4 separate regions of the Mus musculus genome follow, and all the other regions are linked to region 4. A link is a loop called in an ENCODE intact Hi-C map of the cell type or tissue named here. Cell type or tissue: heart. All regions are shown on one strand.

Region 1 (5,000 bases), 210 kb before region 4:
GCTGGTGTTTTGTTTTGTTTTATTCTGTTTGGTTGAGACAAGCTCTCTCGGTGGAGTCCAGTCTGGCTCAGAACTCTCTGTTTCACGGGCTGGCCTCAAACTCACAATCCCCCTGCCTCAGTACTCATGTACCCGCAATGCTAGGATTATAGGCATGGGCCATCACATGCAGTCCATCCTTGCATTCAATCCTCCCCAGCACCCTGAGGCATCCAGTGCTTCCGCTTTCCACATGGGAGGGTTGGGCTGAGATGGGTCCTGGTCCTGATGGGAGCGTTTGCCAGTGCCTTGACTCTTTTCTGAACGTTGGATCCAAAGCCAGGGAGAACAGTGGTAAGCCCTCTGCAGAACCATGTCTGGTCTCAGGGGACACACTCTGTCTCAGCCATGACCCTTGCAGCTTCTGGACCATCCCCCTTGCATTGGCATGGTAGCCTCAAGCCTTTCTCCCTCACTTATGGTGACTATGTGTTCTCCCCATTGCCCTCCTAACAACACTTTGCTAGTCCTTCACCCAGCATCTCCATGAAGAATTAATGGGCATCTTCTGCTCCAAACTACGGCTCTAAGGAAACATAGTGATGAACCAAAGAGTTTATTTCTTTGTAGGTCATTTTCAGCACTCATGGGTGCAGACAGAATATAAGTAAATACTACCCTGCAACTTATTTTGAAATTCAATGACCTCTAGGATTTAAACCTTCTACATCCACCTTAGGGTGTAATGTGGTAGACACTTAACACTGATGGAATGCTCCAAGCCCTAAGCAAGTATTCTAGTCCATAAATGGTGCTACAGCCTGTCCTCCAGAGTCTAGGCAGGTGTAAGCAGCCCCTTCAAACCCTTAGCAAGGCTGTGACTCACTAAGTAGAGAAGCAGAGTCCCCACCACCACCCCACCTGCCCTCATGCCTTAGAGGACCTAAGGGGTCGGGAAAAATGAAAATAACCATGGCAGTAGTGTGTACAAGGCTCATGGTAAGAGCTTTTACCTTGCACTCTACTGACTAAGGTCATTCTGCTACTGCCACTCCCTCTCACGACCCTCCGTGAGAAAACAGAAGCACACGATAGTTTGCCAATGTTACCAAGCTCAGGCAGGACCTCAACTACTTGTCCCCAGAGTCCATGCCAAAACCTCTCTGCACCGTCTCTGGAGGCCCACTTCCCTGTAAATGCTCACTCATCCCTGATAGCCACATGGAGGGGCTTTTCATTCCAGTGGCCCGCTGACTGATCTGACTCAGCCCAGCTCTGTTGTAAGTCCCTGGGCTCTGTGTGTCCACTATGTGCTGCAGTCGCCCTTACCTGGCTGAACCAGTGAGTACCAGGGTTGCTGTAGTCCTGGGCAGCGCTTGCTGAGTTCAGAGATGCTACTTTTTATGTAAAAGAAGATTGACATGGATGAAGAGTCTACAGACAGGCAAAGGACAGCCTCAATTGTATATGACTGTCCTGTGGCTATTGCTGCCACCTCCTCCTCCTCTTCCTCCTCTTCTTCCTCCTCCTCCTCCTCTTCCTCCTCTTCCTCTTCCTCCTCTTCTTCCTCTTCCTCCCCCCCTCCTAACCAGTTCTGTCCACCAGTGTGACACAGCAGGTGTGTGTTCTGAGTGTAAGGAGCCCAGCACACTGCTGCCTCTTTCTCAGAATGCCTTTTAAGTCCAAGCTTGTACCTGAGTATGACCAGAGAAAGTCCATTGTCCTTCCCATTCATTTCCACTATTTTTGTGTTGTCTTCAGCCCCAGGCTCCCAGCTATTCATATTTTCTTGAATTGTGCTGTCACCCCATTGTTGTCACTAGAGACTAACTTTTGCTTCAGTGACACAGCTCTTCCATAAAGAGCCTTAAGAAACCTGTCAGGCCTCACTCACTGCATTCTTGACTCCAGCCAGCAGAGGGCTCTGCTCACCATAGTCTCTCCCTGGACTCAAGCACTCAGGCAGGGCAGGGCATCTGAAATTGCTGCAGCTCCATTGCTGCAGCTCCAGAGAAGAGCCACAAATTACAGACCGGCTGTTAACACTCTTCCTGGAAGGAGTGCCCGTGACCTCGGCTTGCTTTCCACCAGGCAGAAGTAGTCAGACCACAGCCAAGTTCATGGTTTGTTATACATACACACAGCATCCTGTGTGCCTGAAAGACAAAACGGAATATTTGAAAATGGCCTTTATAAATCCAAAAGTGTCATGTTCTATCATGAACTGTAATTCGCAAGCCATTTTCCTGCTCTTGGGTAGAAGCAGCAAGCTATGAGATTTAGAACTTACATTTGGATGGTTTTATGACATCACTCCAAGTAACAGTTGGTTGTCTGGACCTGAGATACCTAGTGTACGCAGTCCCCCCACCTCTCTCTTGCATAGATATGCACGCACACACCCACACACAGTCTGCTGCCAGTCCCTATAGCAGCTGCTCCATCCTCACACTGCCTGGTTCTGTCTTACAGTGAAGCGACTGTAAATCAGACATCCTGTCACATCACTGCAGGGTCCTGACCACCTCTGTGGGAGCTTCCTGTTTCCCAGTGAAGAATGTATAAGAAGAGCATCTGTCTTCTAAGGCAGCCAGTCACAGCTGCACACATGCTAAACACATCCATGCACTCACAGCCGATCACCTGTTCGCCCTGCGGCGATGGAAGATCAGACGCTAAAGCTCCGCTGCGGGATGCAACCAAAAATACCTGTGTCCTCGGCTTTGCATGTTTTTCCGTTGAGCTTGTCATCTTAGGCACCAGCCTCCTCCCTACCCAGCCATCAACTCTTCGTCTGTCACAGAGAATGTCTTTTGCACCCAACACCTAAAATGCCAACCGTCCCCTCTGCACAGCCAAACATCAGCATTCACACCCTTATGACATTTGTGCTGCTCTTAGTGCAGTGGTGGTGTTTCCCAACTATAAAATGTCTTCCGTTACTCCAAGTCAAAGGAATATGGTGGTGTAGACATTGAATTATCGTGTACTTTCAACAAAGTAAAATGTTAGTTGTCTTGGATCATTGTGTTTAGCTAAAACATAATGACTGAAAAGACTAGCCGAAGTTAAGTTGAAACTACAAAGTAGATCCCTACTGGGGTATGATGAAAAGAAGGGAAGGGCTAGGCTCATGCCAACCAGCCAAGAAGCGATGAGGAACAGGAGCCTCCAAGCTCAGACATGGCTCAGAGATGCTGGGTACCACGAGGCTCAAACAGTGCAGTGGAGAGAGAGGCCAAGAGGAAACAGCCTCAGCTGTAGTTCAGCGAAGAAATGTGTTTACTTGTGGGTGTATGGGGAGTAACAGCTACCCCGCAGAAGGAGAGCTAGCACAGGCAGGAACTGAGCGGTACCACAGCATGTCTGGGACTTCAGAGGTTCTAATTCCGGGACTGCCTGTGGTAACTGTAGTCCCTTTGAAAGTCACCGCACGCACCTTCCAAGACTGTGAGGCTCTGTAAATCGGAGTCGCATAAGCTATTCTGTGCCTCGTAAGGAAGTCACGAAAGTGAAGTAAGATGTATAAAACTGCCCAGGACAGGGACTGCCAGTAGTTAGGCTTTGTAAAATGTGTCCTAAAGAGTCGTAGATTTCAGGTGCTGAGGATTTGGGGATGAGGTCCCAGGACTACAAACTGACTGGGCCAGGGCTCACTGCAATGGAGAGCTGATGAGAATCAAGCATGAAGCACAGTTGGCCTGGGAAGTGACATCGGTTCCTTTGTAACAAGGTTGAGGATGCTGACTATAGACAACACAGGGAGCCTTGAACACATTGTGCTGGTCACAAAAGGACAAAACACTGTATGGTTGTACACATGCCAGGTACCCAGAGTACTCAGGCTCATAGAGATACAGCACAGATTGACAGGGGCTTGGGGTGGGAGGGTGGGAAGTTCTTGTTTTATGAATAGAGAGTTTCGGTTTTTGCAAACTTTGTCTCTTCAGACAGTGCTAATGGCTACATAATAGTGGGATGTACTTACTGCAATGAATCAACTGCACACTGTGGCCGCTCCCCTAGCCCCGAACTGGGGTTTAATACAGGACATCTACATGCTAGAGAAGCCCTCAACCCTTAAGCTAAGGCATTTTAAGAGAGCTAATTTCAGTGTTTAAAAGGCATTCTGTATGAGGTGTATGGTCCCAGTGTGCTGTGCCGTGTGGATGTCAGATGTGAACAGTAAGGAAAAGGGCATACAGAAAGATATGAGAAACCCTGTGATAGCTTCAGACTTTAAATCTTTACCAATTCCTGGCAAACAAAAATTATTATTCTTTTTTTTTTTTTTTTTGAGACAGGGTTTCTCTGTGTAGCCTTGGCTGTCCTGGAACTCACTCTGTAGACCAGGCTGGCCTCGAACTCAGAAATTTGCCTGTCTCTGCCTCCCAAGTGCTGGGATTAAAAAAAATTATATTTATAGTGAACAACATTGTGCTGTTCTGTTTGAAATGTGGGTACTTACGAAGTGATTACATTAGACTGGCATAGCCATTCACTTCTCATAGGCAGATTTAATTTGGAATCTGTGCTAGCAGCAATTTTCAAGTGTGCAGCACATTATTATTCACTATAGACCCTGTCTTGTACAGTGATCTCTTAAACTCTTCCTCCCACCCATGTGTCTATCTATGCTATGTTTTGACCAACTTTTAGAATCCTCCCATTTACAATATTCCTTAGTAAATCTAAAACTGTTCCTTAAAGGCTATTTTTTTAAGATTTATTTATCTTTATGCACATTTGGTGTTTTGCCTGTGTGCATGTCTGTGTGAGGGTGTCAGACCCTCTGGAACAGGAGTTACAGACAAGTGTGAGCTGCCACGTGGGTGCTGGGAATTGAACCTGGGCCTTCCAGAAGAGCAGCCAGTGCTCTCACACATCAACCCATCTCTCCAGCCCCTAAAGGTTATATTTTAAAGATTCAGGAAATGAAAAGAGCTGGGTAGAGTAAGAAATGGCTGGCATTGCTGAAAAGACCTTAGTTAACATGAAAACGGGTTACACATGTGGAAGGA
Region 2 (5,000 bases), 130 kb after region 4:
TCCTGCTTGACCCTGGCTTTGAGCTGGGCGCTGCTATGAGGTTTTGTTTGTTTGTTTGTTTTCTGGAACACCTACAAGCTACTTGGAGTCTCAAAGCTGTGTTTGGGTTTTGACCAAAATTGTTGTCAAGAAAGACAACAATGTCTGCCTGGTGTACTCTACGTTGTCCTCAGTTAACACTCTGTAATTACAGCCTGCCTCTCCCATCAAGCCGTACTTTTAATCCTGGGGCAAAAGCACTTATTTGCTCCCAGCAAGCCTGCTGACTATACATAGCACTCCTGGCTCCATAACTCTCAGGTCCCACTCAGGACAGAGCACTCTCTTCCACCACACTCTAGACATGGCTTTTTGCCTGTGTCCCCATAGGCCAGTGGTTTTCAGCCTTCCTAATGATGTGACCCTTTAATACAGTTCCTCATGCTGTGGTGACCCCAAACCATAAAATTATTTTCATTGCTACATCACAACTGTACTTTTGCTACTATTATGAATCAGAATGTAAATATCTTTGTTTCCCAATGGTCTTAGGTGGCCCCTTTGAAAAGGTCATTTGATCCGCAGAGGGATTGTGACTCACAGGTTGAGAACCACTGTTGTCGGTCATTGTTTAAGAAATATGATGGTGCCACTATCATTCTTGGGAGTTGATCTGAGAAGGGATATGGAGTTAAAAGTTTGTGGTTTTGAAATAGCAACCTTTGAAGTAAAAACGTACCAGCTAATTGTGTTCTATTTGTGTAAACCGCTTCTCCAGAAAGCCCTCTGGAGCTGAGATGCCTGTTGCAGTAGGTTCTGAAGATCCTGCAAGGTTGTTTCTGCACAGACCCATAGCTTGATAATGCACTGCCCTATTTTGTAGCTCCAGTGTCATGTAGCCCCAGAGCACATAAAATGTGGCCAGTCTAAGTTCAAATGTGCAGAAAATGCAAAGAATGCTCCAGTTGCCAAATGCCTAAAACAGAAAAAAAAATAATAATGTTGCTTGGTGAAATAATATATATTTGGTCTATGGGTTAAATAAGAAAGCCCCATGTAATCGGTTCTCCCCTTGCCTCTCCCGCTTCTTTTCCTCTGTTCCTTCTTTCTATTTTACTTGTTGTATGTGTGTGGGAACATTCATGCACCACCAACGTGCGCTTGTGGAGGTCAGAGGACAACTTTCAAGTGTTAGTTCTCTCTTTCCATCACATGGGACCCAGAGAGCAATCTCAGGTCGTCAGTCTCGGTGGTAGTAAGCACCTTTACCCACTGAACCATCCTTGACGGCCCTATTTCTCCCGATTCTTTTTTATATAAAGCACTTCTTTTTTGTTAGCCACCTTAAAATTAGATCTCTGACCTGCAGCTGTGACTCCCATTGTGCGTCTATTGGACAGAGTCGGTCCAGCTATGTTTTACAAATGTCTTCTTAAAGGGCTTCTTTTCTGAGAGTGGAGAAAGATTTATTATATGCAGCAAGTAATGAGGTATCTTAGGGTTTCCATTGCTGGGAAGAGACACCATGACCAAGGCAACTCTTATGAAAGAAAACATTTAATTGGGGCTGGCTTACAGGTTTAGAGGTTCAGTCCATTATCATCATGGCAGGAAGCATGGCAGTATCCAGGCAGACGGTGCTAGAGGAGAAACTGAGAGTTCTACGTCTTGATCCAAAGGCAGTCAGAAGGAGACTCTGTCCTCTGCAAGCAGCCAGGAGAGAATGTGTCCTGCAGGGGCCTGAGCTGGAGCACTAGGAGCCCTAGAAGCTCAACCCCACAGCAATGCACTTTCTCCAACAAGGCCACACCTATCCCAACAAGGCCAGACCCATTCCTACAAGACCATACCTCCTAATAGGAGCACTTCCCATGGGGCAATCATATTCAAACCACCACAGGAAGGCTCAGGAAATATTTAAAAGCAATGCACCCACACTCTTTGAACAAAGGATATCTGTGGGTTTTGTTCAGAAGGCTTATACAAGATCATATTTGAAAGCACTGTAGGGGCAGGTATGTCCCTGAACATGCTCAGTTAGTTAAGAAGTAAGTTCCTGAGCATGCTCAGTTTAAGCTCATACTTCAAGAAGGAAGAATGACTGACATGACCTTAGGCACACTTAGCTGGAGATTCTAGAACTTGTGTTCAAAGGTTAAAATGTCAGGAAGGCTTTTGGGTGTAATTCAGTGAACAGGAATTTTCTGGGTACCCTTAGCTGTCTTGTAAAGGTGACAGACAGTAACACTTCTTGGACATGCTCAGCTTTCTCAAAAAACGTTATTTTGTACCATGCAACATGCAGGAACGTTGTGAGCAAGTCTTTTGTCCTCTGCTCCTGCCTCCAAGTTCTTTGACTCCATCTAGGGGCAGCCAACAGAACCTCTTGTGGTTCTAGTAATAAGGCTTGTAATGTAGATTCCTTTCATCAATCGATGGGTTGATTGAGATAGGGCCTCACTGTGTAACCCTAGCTAGCTGTAATTCGATATGTAGAGCAAGGCTGGCCTCAGAATCATGGATAGCCATCTGTCTTCCTCTGTCTCTTGGGTACTAGAATTAAAACTCAGGCCACCATGGCCTTTTAAAATAAATGGCTTTCCAACTAAAAGTTTAGTTTTAACTTCCAAATTGACAACTGATATCTCATTCAGACATCTTATCTCTCCTCGTTTGTGCTTAGTGCTTAGATCAGATAACTTTACAAAACTTTACCAAATATTAAACTTGTATAATTGGGACTCTGCTCCTGTGAGCCCATTCATCTTCAAACCAGGGCTGGCTCTGGTAAGTGTTCAGAAGTTCTTTCTGGCTTCAGGATTTTATAATTCTTTCTTAAAATTTGAGGCCTGAAAGAGAAGGAAGATCTAGTATAACCTGGGGGATTTGAGGCAGTTGAGAAATGATAGAATTTTCTGAAGACAAAAAAAAATCTTTTTTACCAACCCTCCTCCTGTTGCTCTAGAGTCAAGATACCAGTCATTGAGTAGGCAAGGAGGGTCAATGCTGCCTCCTACTGGCCTGACAGGGGAGCAGCAGGGTATAGAGAAGATGGCCATGTCGCTCTTTTGTTCTGGTCAGAGCCAGGACAATGAGGGTAATAGCAGTTTGGACAGTAGTTACCAAGTGTGATTATGTGAGGACCACAACAGTTACTTAAGAGGATTTCTCTACTGTACGGGCTAAGGGTCTAATTCTTGAGCCCAATGGGAGCTACCCCCAGTACCCTGGCAGAGCAGTTGCTCTCAGGATGTTGGTGGACTAGGCTGGGGAAGCCATGTGGGTCCTCAGTAAGAGCAGCTGGTGCTCTTAACCACTGACGCATTTCTCCACCCTATTCATTCTTCACAGAAGATGAACCGAGTTTCTGAATAAAGCCATGGTAGAGACAGAAGGGGCATACACATACCTTTTACTGTCCACTTAACACTCGGTGTATTTATGAGAAGGTAATCTGAGGGAAGCCACAGACCTGGTGCTCTAGGCAAACGTGAAGAAGCCCGAACATGAAGTACACACCCAGACTCATGCACTCCGGTGCTTACCCATCCTCCCAAGTGCATCACTGACTTTTTGACCTCTGGGTTGTTTGAACTCTTATTCCATCTTCTATAAAACACATGTAATCTACATTATGAAAATGTATACATGCACACACCGCCACCGCCACCACCACATACACATATATACACTCGCACCTTTTCATGTAAGCAAGGGACTCACTTGTGTTACTTCCAGTAAGGAGGGCCACTAGATATATTTGGAAACGATGAAAACAGGGCTCTCCGAGCTGCTACCTGAACTTTCAGGAATGGAAAGAAAGCTATCTGATATCCATAGAAGAGAAAGATGCCCCAATACAACAGACATCAGAGTCCAGAATAAATGACGGGACCTGGAGATCCACCGAGTAATCTCACTGTCCCAGAACCCAGGAACACGAGTCATCTTGCTTCCCCTTTAGTCTTTGCTTCATTCCTGAAGCTTCAGTGTGTTGACCTTCTCACGGTCAACTATTATGGGCTGCCTCTATTCTTACCTGGAGCCTGTTCTACGCCTGCCATTCCCAGCACATTTCATGTGTTTTGCCATCTGCCCTCTTGTGTCTAATGTTGACTGTAGTTTCATGGTGTCTGCCTTCCTTGATCGCTTATAATCTTCTAACATGCCTGCTTTTCCTCCATGACTCTATCCCTTGCTGCCAGACATAGACTCTTTCCCTACATGCTTCTCATTCTGGAGTCTGTCTGTCACACCATCTTCCTGAGGAGTGGATTCTGAAGGCATAACCCCTACGATTACCACAGGGCAGAGCCTTCTCGCCAGGTCACCTGATGGCTCCCTCTAAGTTGAATACCCTGAGGTTGTATGTCTACATCTGTTTGATCACCAGCCTAGGGCCACAAGACATAGAATGTAGGGCCATGGGACAGAAGTGTAGAGAAACACTGTGAGTCCATCCCTTTATGTGGGGCCCGTGGCTGCATCAGATTCTGAGCTGCTTCCTAGACCACCAACATCTTCGTGCTAGCTTCAGTCCTTACCTCCAGTGCCATTCTCCTGCTGATGATCTTCTTGGTCCAAGAACACATTTTGAGGCTGCCACTTGCCTTGCTTAGACTGCTTTTCTCTTTAATGGGGAGTCAACTATGAGGTGGGAGACTTGTTAACTTGCTTCATTGGTTAGAAAAGATAGTGGGAAATACATAGGTGTCTATAGTGATCTGCAACTTCCTATGCCCTTGGTGGCAAGTGCAACTTGGTGTGAAGAACCTGTGAGGGGAAACAAAGGCATTTGGAGGAGCTGGAGAGGCAGCTCACTTAGTATCTTAGGGCTTCTATCACTGTGTTAAAACACCATGGACAAGGAGCTAGGAATGGATCAATTCCCATTCTTCTACAAGATAACCGCCAGTTGTGCCAGCACCATTTGTTGAAAATGCTGTCTTTTTTCCACTGGATGGGTTTTGCTCCCTTGTCAAAGATCAAGTGACCATAGGCGTGTGGGTTCATTTCTGGGT
Region 3 (5,000 bases), 580 kb after region 4:
CAGACTGATGTTTTCTTTAGATCTTGAAGATCTAAAGAGCACATGCTCCCCCCCACCCCACCCCACCACAATCACTCGGCAACAGCAAATCCTGGATTAAATACTTTGTTGGAAAATGTCCATACTCTATACAAGACAGTTCTTAGAGATTTTACTGCAGGTGTAAGTCAAAACAGGATAGATATAAATTGTTTCCCTAAAACATATTCTCACAAGTTTCTCAGACCTTATTTCAAAAGCCATCCTGTAAGGTCTGGAGAATTAGGAGTGCTTATTGCTCTTGCAGAGGATCTGAGTTCCATTCCTAGCTCTCAGTTGAGTAGCTCACAAGCACCAGTTCTAGGGGACCCTTCATCTGCTCTCCATTGCATCTATATGCATGTACACATACACACACACACACACACACATCTGCTCTCCATTGCATCTATATGCATGTACACATACACACACACACACACACACACACACACATATATATATATATATATATATATACTTAAAATAGTAAAAATAAATTTAAAAAAACATTATCAAACACATAGACAAGTTTAGTACTGTCTTAACTGTGTCAAGTCGTTTCCAAATATTAAAACTCGCCCTCAATATGTTTACCGCTGGGTTATTAAAACACCCCTCCAATAACCATTGCGATTATGGATGTTTCATAGTATCCATTACACCACACAAAAATAATCTTATAGTCCCTACATTTGATTTAGGGTGATCACCAAGGAGAACTGGCAAAGGATGCCCACAAACTAGGAAGACCTGTAATAGTCCAAAGGGAAGGACTTTACAGCCTCATTCGCTTCACTTACATAAAAGTTAAGACATCACAGTTCCCCTTTGCTCACCTTTAGGATTTCATTGCAGGTTCTGGCATGAGACTACTTCAACCCCAAATTCCACTAAGCTGCCATTCTTGATTCGCTTCCAAAAGAAAAATCCCCTAACTCTTGGACAAACCAAGTAGCCCAAGAAATACCCAGTGCAGTTATCTGTATTTTCTTCACAAGGGATATTACGAATCTCTACTTAGTTTCCATACTTATGTAAGGCTATATACTTCACTCTAGACGTCCATACAATGAACACGCTCTAAATGTTCCATGGTAAACGTTGCTTTAAAACGAACGTGTGCAGGATGATTTGAGACTAAGCTTTCGCTCCCCAAGGCAGATGCAGGGGTAAATTATCTTGGAGAAAGGCCAGGGCTTGGCCTGGGCTTTCCCTCTGCGGTGGACACTGTCCCAAGGAACCCAGGCATCTCCCGGGAGAGAATGCATTGAGTCTCCGCGGCATAAAGCACGAGTTAGTCAAGCAAGGAGGGTCCAAGGGGCGCGCTGAATTCTGGGACTCGTTTCCACAGTTACCCACGTGCACCCAATCCAACCGCGGCCCAGGGCGGCTGGGACTACAAGACCCAGAATTCCACGAGACTGCCTTTCCCTTTACACCGGCTCGGGGAGCCAGACCCTAAAGGAAACCCCTAAAGCACCCTCCCGGTGCTTCGGGCGGAGGTAGCTTCTCGCACGCGCGTTGCTATGCCTCCAAAGCGGCCCTCCGTACAAGGTAACAGGTCTTGACGCATCAGCCTCTACACCTGATGGCCAGAAATTAGAGAACTGCGTCACACACTGCCAAACCTACGGACCGCCGGGGACCCCGACAACCTCTTACGCCAATTCCTCCACCCCGCTTCCAGGACCCCTGCGGGTCGAGTCAGCTCGCAGACAGCGGCCTCCCGGTCCTGTAACCCCAGCCCGCGCTGACCTCGCTCCCCGTTGCTCGCCGAACGCGGAGGCTACTGCCAGCCTCGGGACACCTCCCGGGTACCCGGCCCCGCCCCCTCTCCTCAGTGCACCCCGAGGCTCAATGGTGGTCCCCTCCTAGGCTGGAACCGGGCCTCTCCAGGGAGGAGGCGCCTCCCCCAATGGACAGTCCAACGCTCCCCACCCCGCCCCAAGAGCACCGTACCCGAAGATGACAGCCCTCCCAGTCCCCGCTTCTCCCCACCTACTCTTCCTCCTAACTCACTCCGCACACCCTCCCCGACCCCTGTCCCAGCCCCCAAACTGCACAGCAGTCCTATCCGCCATCCACTCCTCCGGGGACCGCCTGTCCCAACACCTGCCCCCCAAGCCCTCTCCCCACTCCCGACCGCCGTCCCGCACACCGGACTCCACAACTCTCCCATCCCACCGCGGCGTCTCCCACTCCATGGCCCCCGTTACATCACCCCCCATCCCCTCACCGGCCCGGCCGCTGCCCCAGCTCCCCACCCATTGTTCCCGCCCCCGCCCCCAGCCCTCCTTCCCATTGTCCCCGCCCCCTCTCCCCTCGCACTCCCCCGCCTTCCCCGGTAGACCGTACGGCTCGGGCCCCGCAAGCCTCACCCTGTACTCGGACCGCAGGCCCTCTCCCTGCCCGCTCGTACCACCCCCGACCCCAGCTGCCAGCGCCCGCCGCCGTCTCCACCTCCGTGCACCACCGACTCTCGGCCCCCGGCCTTCCAGAATGTCCCCCCTCCCCCAACCGCGGAAAGCCAGCCAGTCCCCACCCCCTCCCCGCCGCCCCTGCCCCCGCCCCAGCCGCCCGCAGCGTCACGGCCCTCGGACTCCAGGAGGGGTTCAACCCGCTCCCGGGCCAGGGACTCCAGCGCGATCGGAACCGGAGAAGTGGAGAAGGGAGCGCAGGAGCGGACGCGGTGTGCGGGCCCGCTGGCTCTGTGCTACTCACTGACAGCTGCAGCATCCGAGTGCATTTTCGGGCAGCTCACACCCGCCTGCCGCCCGGGCTCCCGCGCTCCACTCGCGGTCCCCCTACCGACTCCCCAAACCTTAGCTCGCAACAGAGGACCGCCGGCTTCTTCTCCGGCCCGCCCATCCCGCCCTTCTCATTGGCTAGACCCCAGCCGGGGGACCGCCCCTCTTCGGCTCTCATTTGACCGAAGAAGTGCTGGTTGCGCCGCCTGCAGCTGGCAAGGAGGCCCCGCCCCCTAGACTGCAACGTGATTGGCCCCGGCGTCTCGCCTCCGACCGCCCCTGGTGGAGGCCACTGTTCGGAGCCGCAGGTTGGACCCAACGGCTGTCAGTCATTCAGGGGTCCGAAAGCGCGTGGAGGGGCGAGACTGGGGAATTGGTCCACCTTGACCCTGAAGCCCCGCCCTGTGGCGGGCGGATCCTGGAGCGGGAGACCAACCGAGAGCCCAGCCGAGAACCTGGGTTAAGCATCCGAAACAAAGCAGCCTGAGGGACCTAGAGCCAAGCTCCAGCCCACAGGGACTGGTGTTCCCTGGGAGGCCATCGGCCAGATCCCGCTACTGCCCGCGCCCGGGTCCCGCCGGTTCTCCTCAATCGTTTCCCATTGCGGAAAATTAGAAGAAGAAAAATATCTCCGCTTTCCTCCCCTTTATGCCACAACCTTTCTGTCCTCAACTTTGGAAATGCGCCTCTTTTTCAGAGTCAATTATTCAGAGTCATGCGTTACTTGCGCCAAAGGTTTCGAATGCTTCAGGCATTGAACGTCAGACACCTCTGCGGTCCCCAGACAGCGAGAGAAAAACCTAGTGCCACATTAGGCTCTGGGGTCAGCCTGACACCAAGATAAGCCAGGTCCCCTGACTATAAAAGTCTAAGAAACATAAGTCGAACCTGGCCAAACCGCTGTTTAGCAGAGGGAAGCGTTAATGGGGTTGTGATTGTTAAGTGTCCTAAATACTGCTTTTGTTGTTTCTTGGAGTTTTTCAGTACTTGAAAACCAGTTCTCCACAATCACAGGTAATGCAATAACGCTGAGATGTGCGAGGGTGGGCGCCCCGCCCCCACCGCAAACACACACTCCATGTCCAAACCTCGCTTGCCCCAACCACAGCCTGGACAGCCTGTAGATTCCGCCACACGCACTGGATGATATGACCAAAGATAACAAAGGGGTCCTGCGTTAGGATTCTGAATTCTACAGCCCAGGCTCTTGAGTTGTAGAGTTCTGAAATCCGGACAAATGTTACAAGCGCAAAACAGCTTACAGTCCTTGTTATCTACATCACTGTGTTTGTTACTGTGATATGTTCCATCTCATCGCCCTCTATTTCTCTGTAATTAAATTGAATCCCAATAACGCAATCTTTCATATTTGTCATTCAAATGCATATGATTCACTTCATCAAATTGCAAAATATCAGAATTGCATCTGAAGACAAGAACTCTTCATAGAGCATTCTTTTGGGTCTCCTTAACAGGACAGAGTCTTAGCCAAGTCTCATAAACAAAGGAAGGTACTTGTAGGCTCCTGGGTTGGGAGCTTCTATATTTTTTTAAGTGCTTATTCTGGGCAAAGTCTTTTTGTGTTCATTATTCTGTTCCTGATTTCAGCCTAATATAGTAAGAACTACAGTTTATTCGTGTTTCTGAGACTTTCTTATGTATAATATTTGTTGTGTTTGAGTTTTGTTTCCCATATTATTTTGCACAGAAAAGAGGTTTACTTCTTGGTACTTGTAAATTAAAATAAGCCCGTGATTTATATTAGTTATTAATCTGCTATATTGATTTATCTGCAGCAAACTTTATGGTTGTGAGACTATTAAACCTAAAGGACCTGCTGCCAGTTCGCTTTCTCCCTGCTCTCAGCACTTCCTTGACACATAGTATCCAGGAAAAATAAATAAATAAATAAACAGAATTCTAACCTATGCTGGTTCTCAGCTGTTTCCACTAGGTTCAGTCTGACCAGTTTCAAGTAAAATACAGATTTACCCAGATCGGGGTAGGGGGATAGTGTGTAGGTTCCAAATAGTGGCCTCCACCAAGGACAGTCAGAGGCAAGGTGTCAGGGCCAATCACAGTCCGCTAGAGCTAGAGAACTGAGAGGAAGTACTCTTTCTTAGTCGGCTGAGCCTCACTACTGCACAAGTCTCATGAATAATAAAACAACTAAACGATGCTCTGTGAATATCATCCAGACATTTCAACCATCCATAAGAGTATAAATCTTCA
Region 4 (5,000 bases):
ACACACACACACACACACACACACAACCCTACACACACACACACACATACACACACCCCCCCACACACACACTTGCACACATCCCTACACACACATGTACACATGAAGTCCCAGGGCTGACTTTTTACTGAAGAAATCAGTCTCTGTAGCTGGACCATGAGGTTCCTTCTCACTCTAGGTGCAAGGTAAGACATACCTGAACCCTTGGGTTTTGGGCTTTTTTTTTTTTTTTTTTTTTTTTTTTTTTTTTTTGAGACAGGGTTTCTCTGTAGAGCCCTGGCTGTTCTGGAACTCACTCTGTAGACCAGGCTGGCCTCGAACTCAGAAATTTGTCTTCCACTAGCAGCCTTTGGATGAAGACATAGAACTCTCAGCTCTGCCTGTGCCATGACTGCCTGGATACTGCCATGTTCTCACCTTGATGATAATGGACTGAACCTTTGAACCTGTAAGCCAGCCCCAATTAAATGTTTTTTGTTTTTTGTTTTTTTTTTTGTTTTTTTTTATAAGACCTCCCAAGAGCTGGGATTAAAAGTGTGCACCACCACGCCTGGCCTTTTCTTTCTTTCTTTCTTTCTTTCTTTCTTTCTTTCTTTCTTTCTTTCTTTCTTTCTTTCTTTCATTTGAACCCTAGGGTTTGAGCACGTGCACTGGTCAGTTCTGTGTATCTCCCTTGAGGAAATGCCTCCATGAGATCCAACTGTAAGGCATTTTCTCAATTAGTGATCAAGGGTGGGAGAGCCCATTGTGGGTGGTGCCTGGGCTGAGTGAACCAGGGGAAGCAATCCAGTAAACAGCACCTCTCCATGGCCTCTGCATCAGTTTCTGCCTTCAGGTTCCTGCCCTGTGTGAGTTCCAGCCCTGACTTCCTTTGGTGATGAACAGTAATGTGGAAGTGTAAGCTGAATAAACTCTTTCCTCCCCAACTTGCTTCTTGGTCATGGTGTTTTGTGCAGGAATACAAACCCTGACTAAGACAGCATGGGAGAGGGATCTTTCCCAGAGTAGGTCTGGCAGTGGCTACTGGAAGACACAGAATAATTCCAGGGTGGGCACATGGTGAATTCCATCACAAGGGTTGGCTGAAGTAGAGTTAGACCTGTTCTGAGACTTGTAACTATACAAGTTACCACATCCTAGGTAATGCCAGTGCTAGCCGATGGGTCGCACTTTACAGCAGGGAGCACACTACCTGGAGTGGCTGCCTCGCTCTGCTCCACTTAGGTTGATGCTGGCCTAGAAACCATTTTTCCATGTCCTGGCTATTCTTTTCCAGCCATAGATCTCACATCAGCTGTAGTCTCTATAGAGACACACTTTCCCTCAAAATCCACTCATTAGCTAGGCACCATCTGTGAGGTTTGACCTCTTCCTACCTGGGTAGTTCTCCACTCAGTGAAGCCAGGGTTACAATTTTCTAATCCAAGAGCCTTCTGTAATTGAGACTTGTTTATATCAACCTTGCCGAATTGTAAAACACATTTAATCATTCATGAGTTGGATAAACTCTGCAGTGTTCGATTGATTTGCTGACTAACCCATAGCCTTTCAACTTTTTTTTTCCTTCTTCTTCCAGAGGTAAACAGAATCTTCTTACCTCTCCCTGGCTGGCCTGATACTCACTATGTAGCCCAGGTGGGCTTTGAACATGTGGCAGTCCCTCTGACTCAGCCTCTCGAGTGCTGGATTACACTGCACCACACCCAGATTTCAACCTGTCTACAGTCTACTTGGTTTTAGGTGTTTAGAGGGTACCCAAACAATCCTTTTTCTTGTTGGCACAGCACCCAGGGCCAGGTCCTGGTTGGTTTTCTCTGTGCCAGTGGTGTTTGTGTGTGTAAACATATGTGTATGTTCATGTGTGAGTGCGTTGTATGTGTCAAAGCCTGAGGTTGATGTTGGATGTCTCCCTCCTTTCTGCCTTATTTTTTTTTTGTTTGTTTAAAGATTTATTTGATTTTTTTTTGTTTGTTTGTTTTGTTTTTTTGAGACAGGGTTTCTCTATATTGCCCTGGCTGTCCTGGAACTCACTCTGTAGACCAGGCTGGCCTTGAACTCAGAAATCTGCCTGCCTCTGTCTCCCCAAGTGCTGGGACTAAAGGTGTGCGCCACCACCGCCCAGCTGATTTATTTGATTTTTTAAAAAGATTTATTTATTTTATGTCTATGAGTACACTGTAGCTGTACAGATGGTTGTGAGCCTTCACGTGGTTGTTGGGAATTGAATTTAGGACCTCTGCTCCCTCTGGTTGGCCCCGCTCACTCCAGAAGAGGGCATCAGATCTCATTACTGGTGGTTGTGAGCCACCTTGTGGTTGCTGGGATTTGAACTCAGGATCTTTGGAAGAGTGGTCAGTGCTTTTACCCACTGTGCTATCTTACCAGGCCCCCCCCTTTAAAAAATTGGCATTTTCTTTTTATTTTAAAAAAATATTTTTTAAGATGTCTTCAGACACACCAGAAGATGGCGTCAGATCTCATTAAGGATGGTTGCTGGGATTTGAACTCAGGACCTTTAGAAGAGCAGTCAGTGCTCTTAACAACTGCGACATCTTTCCAGCCCGATTTATTTGATTTTTAATTATGGATGTGTGTGTGTGTGTGTGTGTGTAGGTGGTATGTGCATATGATGTAGGTGCCATGGTCCAGAAACCATGGGATACCTTGTAGCTGAAGTTACAGGTACTTGTGAGCCACCCTAAGTGGGTGATGGGAATTGACGTCAGGTCCTCTGGAAGAGCAGTGTGCACTCCTAACCATCCAGCCATCTCTCTACCCCTTGCACTTTACTTGTTTGAGACAGAGAGGGTCTTGCCTGAATATGTAGCTTGTGATTTGACTAGTCTGGCTGGGCAGCAAATACCAGCCCATCTCTGTGTTCTCTCTCTGCCTCTCCAGCACTGGGATAGTTATACACCATGACTGTGTTTCTTTACCTGTGGGTGTGGACTCGGGCGGGGGGCAGGACGTGAGTCTAGAGATCTGTACTTGTGCAGTAAGCACTTTATAGACTGAGCCATCTCCCCAGCTCTCAATTGTGTTTTAACCCCTGTAGGCCTTGCACTCAGTGCATTCATATTGGAAAAAATCGCAAAGCTTATCATTAGAAAGCATGAAAGCTTTAGACTAACCACGCACAAAGCTGAGGCCTTCAGCTTGTGACATTTCTCAGTCTTTAAGCTTTTCAGGACCTTACTGTGTTCTGGCCAGTCATAGTTAGGGTGTTTTATCGATGGTCCCCCTCCCCTGCCCCCTCCTCAAATGGTGCCCCTCCTAAGTTTAGCATGCCTTTATCTGTACTATTTATTTGAGAAACACAGAGCTGGGTTGGATACCTGCTCTGTAAGCCTTATGGAGCTAACCATGTCTATTAACTAATCATGTAGAAGCTGGAAGAGTCGTAACTGACAGCAGTAAAAAAGAATGAAAGTAAAATTCAGGTAGAATGAGTCATTGTGAGCAGGAATATTAATCCTTCTACACACTGAAAAATACAGTATCCATGTGACCCGTCCCCCACCCTCACCCTTCAGTCAGTGGTTTTGTCTTCTATTTCCACCCCAGATCCTAGAAGAATTACCAATGGATGGATGGCTCTCATGTTATGTGTATAACCCTAGCCCCCCAGCCCCCAGTATGTTACTCTTGGCTAGACAGAGCTGTCTTCAATTATATTAATTTCTCTCCTAATTTAATTCTCCACAAAATACATTGGTTTGGGAATTTATCACGTTTCACATGCACAACTTCCCTGTGGAAAGCTTGGGACTGCAAACTTGTCTGCACAATTATTCCCCATGTTTGAAATGAACTCTTTCAGTTCTCACGAACATATCCCTCAAGTGGTGTGTACAGTGTGCACCCTGAGCCTGCAGTCTGGGCCTCCGCAGGAAGGTGTAAAAGCTCAAACAAAACTGAGATCAGGAGCTCCGAGGATGGGAGATAGGAAAGTTTTGTTTTGGTATTTCCTGGACAGCCTCTAGTACCGCCCAGAACCTGGCCATTTCCTCTGTACCTGCTAATGTCACAAATCTCCCGAGTGTGCCTGCTTAGACCCGGAATTCTTTCCTTTCTGGGAACCTTTCCCTAGGCAGCTGGGTTGCTGCTGGCTAGGGCTTTCTGGCCACGCCCATGTCCTGGTCTCATTTTACTTTTCGGGTTCCGGCGGATGCCATCTGGCTAGAACCCTGGAGAGAAACTTTAAAGTTGACTACACTCACCCTTAGACCCTTATTCATATCCTCCACTAGCTAATCCCTAACGCCCAAGGCTTGCTGGACACCAGCAGAAACGGGCAGAGGGAAACCGGGAAGCGAGCACGCCCGTGTCCCCGCGGTGTAGGTCCCCAGCCCAGTGCCCGGTACGGTCCTGGGTCCGGCGGAAAGGCCGCGGTGCTGGGTTTGCTCGGGGCTGGCCTTACGGTGCAGCTGGCACCGAGCGGGACCCTAGGGCAGAGGAGCAAGAACGGCTTCCAGTGGGGTCAGCCGAGCGGGTCCTGGCTGGCAGCGGGAGCATAGCAGTGGCCTCGGTTCCGCGCCTCCCGGCTCCGGGCTCCTCCTCCCGCCGGCCGCGGCCCGGGCTGCGTCGCTCCGCCACTCCCCGCCCCGCGCCGCCGCCCCGCCCTCGCCGCCGCCCGGCCTCGCTCGCCCAACCCCACTGCAAGCCGGCCCCAGGCCGCCTCGCCGCCACCCGGCCTCGCTGCGCGCCACCATGGACAGTCCCGTTTTCCCCTGGTAAAGATGGCGGTGCGCGATCGCTGCAACCTTTAGACTAATGACTGTCCGAAACATCGCCTCCATCTGTAATATGGTGAGTGGCCGCCGAGCCTCCGGGGGTCGCGCCCGCAGCGAGCCAGGCAAAGAAAGGGAACCCCGGGCTGGAGCTGCACGCGCGCCGCGGTCGTGGGGGCCGTGCGGCCAGAAGTTCCCGGTCCCGAGGCTGGGCCGGCTGACCGCAGTCCCCCCCACCTCTGTCCCAGCCGGGGACCCCGAGCGGATCCC

The links. Peaks named below come from ENCODE experiments on the same cell type or tissue, not always from the same donor. Only the 100,000 strongest peaks of a DNase experiment are listed, where the experiment ranks them.
Region 1: a loop joins it to region 4, with 3 times the contacts of the local background. A loop is called at or near these places in 14 of 42 quality-filtered maps.
Region 2: a loop joins it to region 4, with 2.0 times the contacts of the local background. A loop is called at or near these places in 2 of 42 quality-filtered maps.
Region 3: a loop joins it to region 4, with 2.5 times the contacts of the local background. A loop is called at or near these places in 2 of 42 quality-filtered maps.

The regions. Positions count from the first base shown.
Region 1 is chr5:74,274,846-74,279,845 of GRCm38, reverse strand. All of the region lies in intron 5 of Scfd2 (Sec1 family domain containing 2), which reads left to right. Among named protein-coding and RNA genes, the nearest start is that of Gm32064, 39 kb to the left of the region's middle. In heart, no CTCF peak of the experiment used is centred here; a DNase peak (open chromatin) is centred at 1,945; H3K27ac peaks cover 1,520 bases.
Region 2 is chr5:73,935,987-73,940,986 of GRCm38, reverse strand. No RefSeq gene overlaps it. Among named protein-coding and RNA genes, the nearest start is that of 1700019F05Rik, 26 kb to the right of the region's middle. In heart, CTCF peaks have their summits at 2,340 and 2,996 (motif pointing left); no DNase peak of the experiment used is centred here.
Region 3 is chr5:73,488,934-73,493,933 of GRCm38, reverse strand. Dcun1d4 (DCN1, defective in cullin neddylation 1, domain containing 4 (S. cerevisiae)) reads right to left here and starts at 2,908. Exons shown (of 11, transcript NM_178896.5): 1 at 2,743-2,908. The coding sequence starts at 2,767. In heart, CTCF peaks have their summits at 2,827 and 3,038; DNase peaks (open chromatin) are centred at 1,393, 2,033 and 3,063; H3K4me3 peaks cover 3,438 bases; H3K27ac peaks cover 3,290 bases.
Region 4 is chr5:74,068,059-74,073,058 of GRCm38, reverse strand. Usp46 (ubiquitin specific peptidase 46) reads left to right here and starts at 4,648. Exons shown (of 9, transcript NM_177561.3): 1 at 4,648-4,809. The coding sequence starts at 4,774. In heart, CTCF peaks have their summits at 2,305 (motif pointing right) and 4,497; DNase peaks (open chromatin) are centred at 4,178 and 4,598; H3K4me3 peaks cover 1,454 bases; H3K27ac peaks cover 1,751 bases.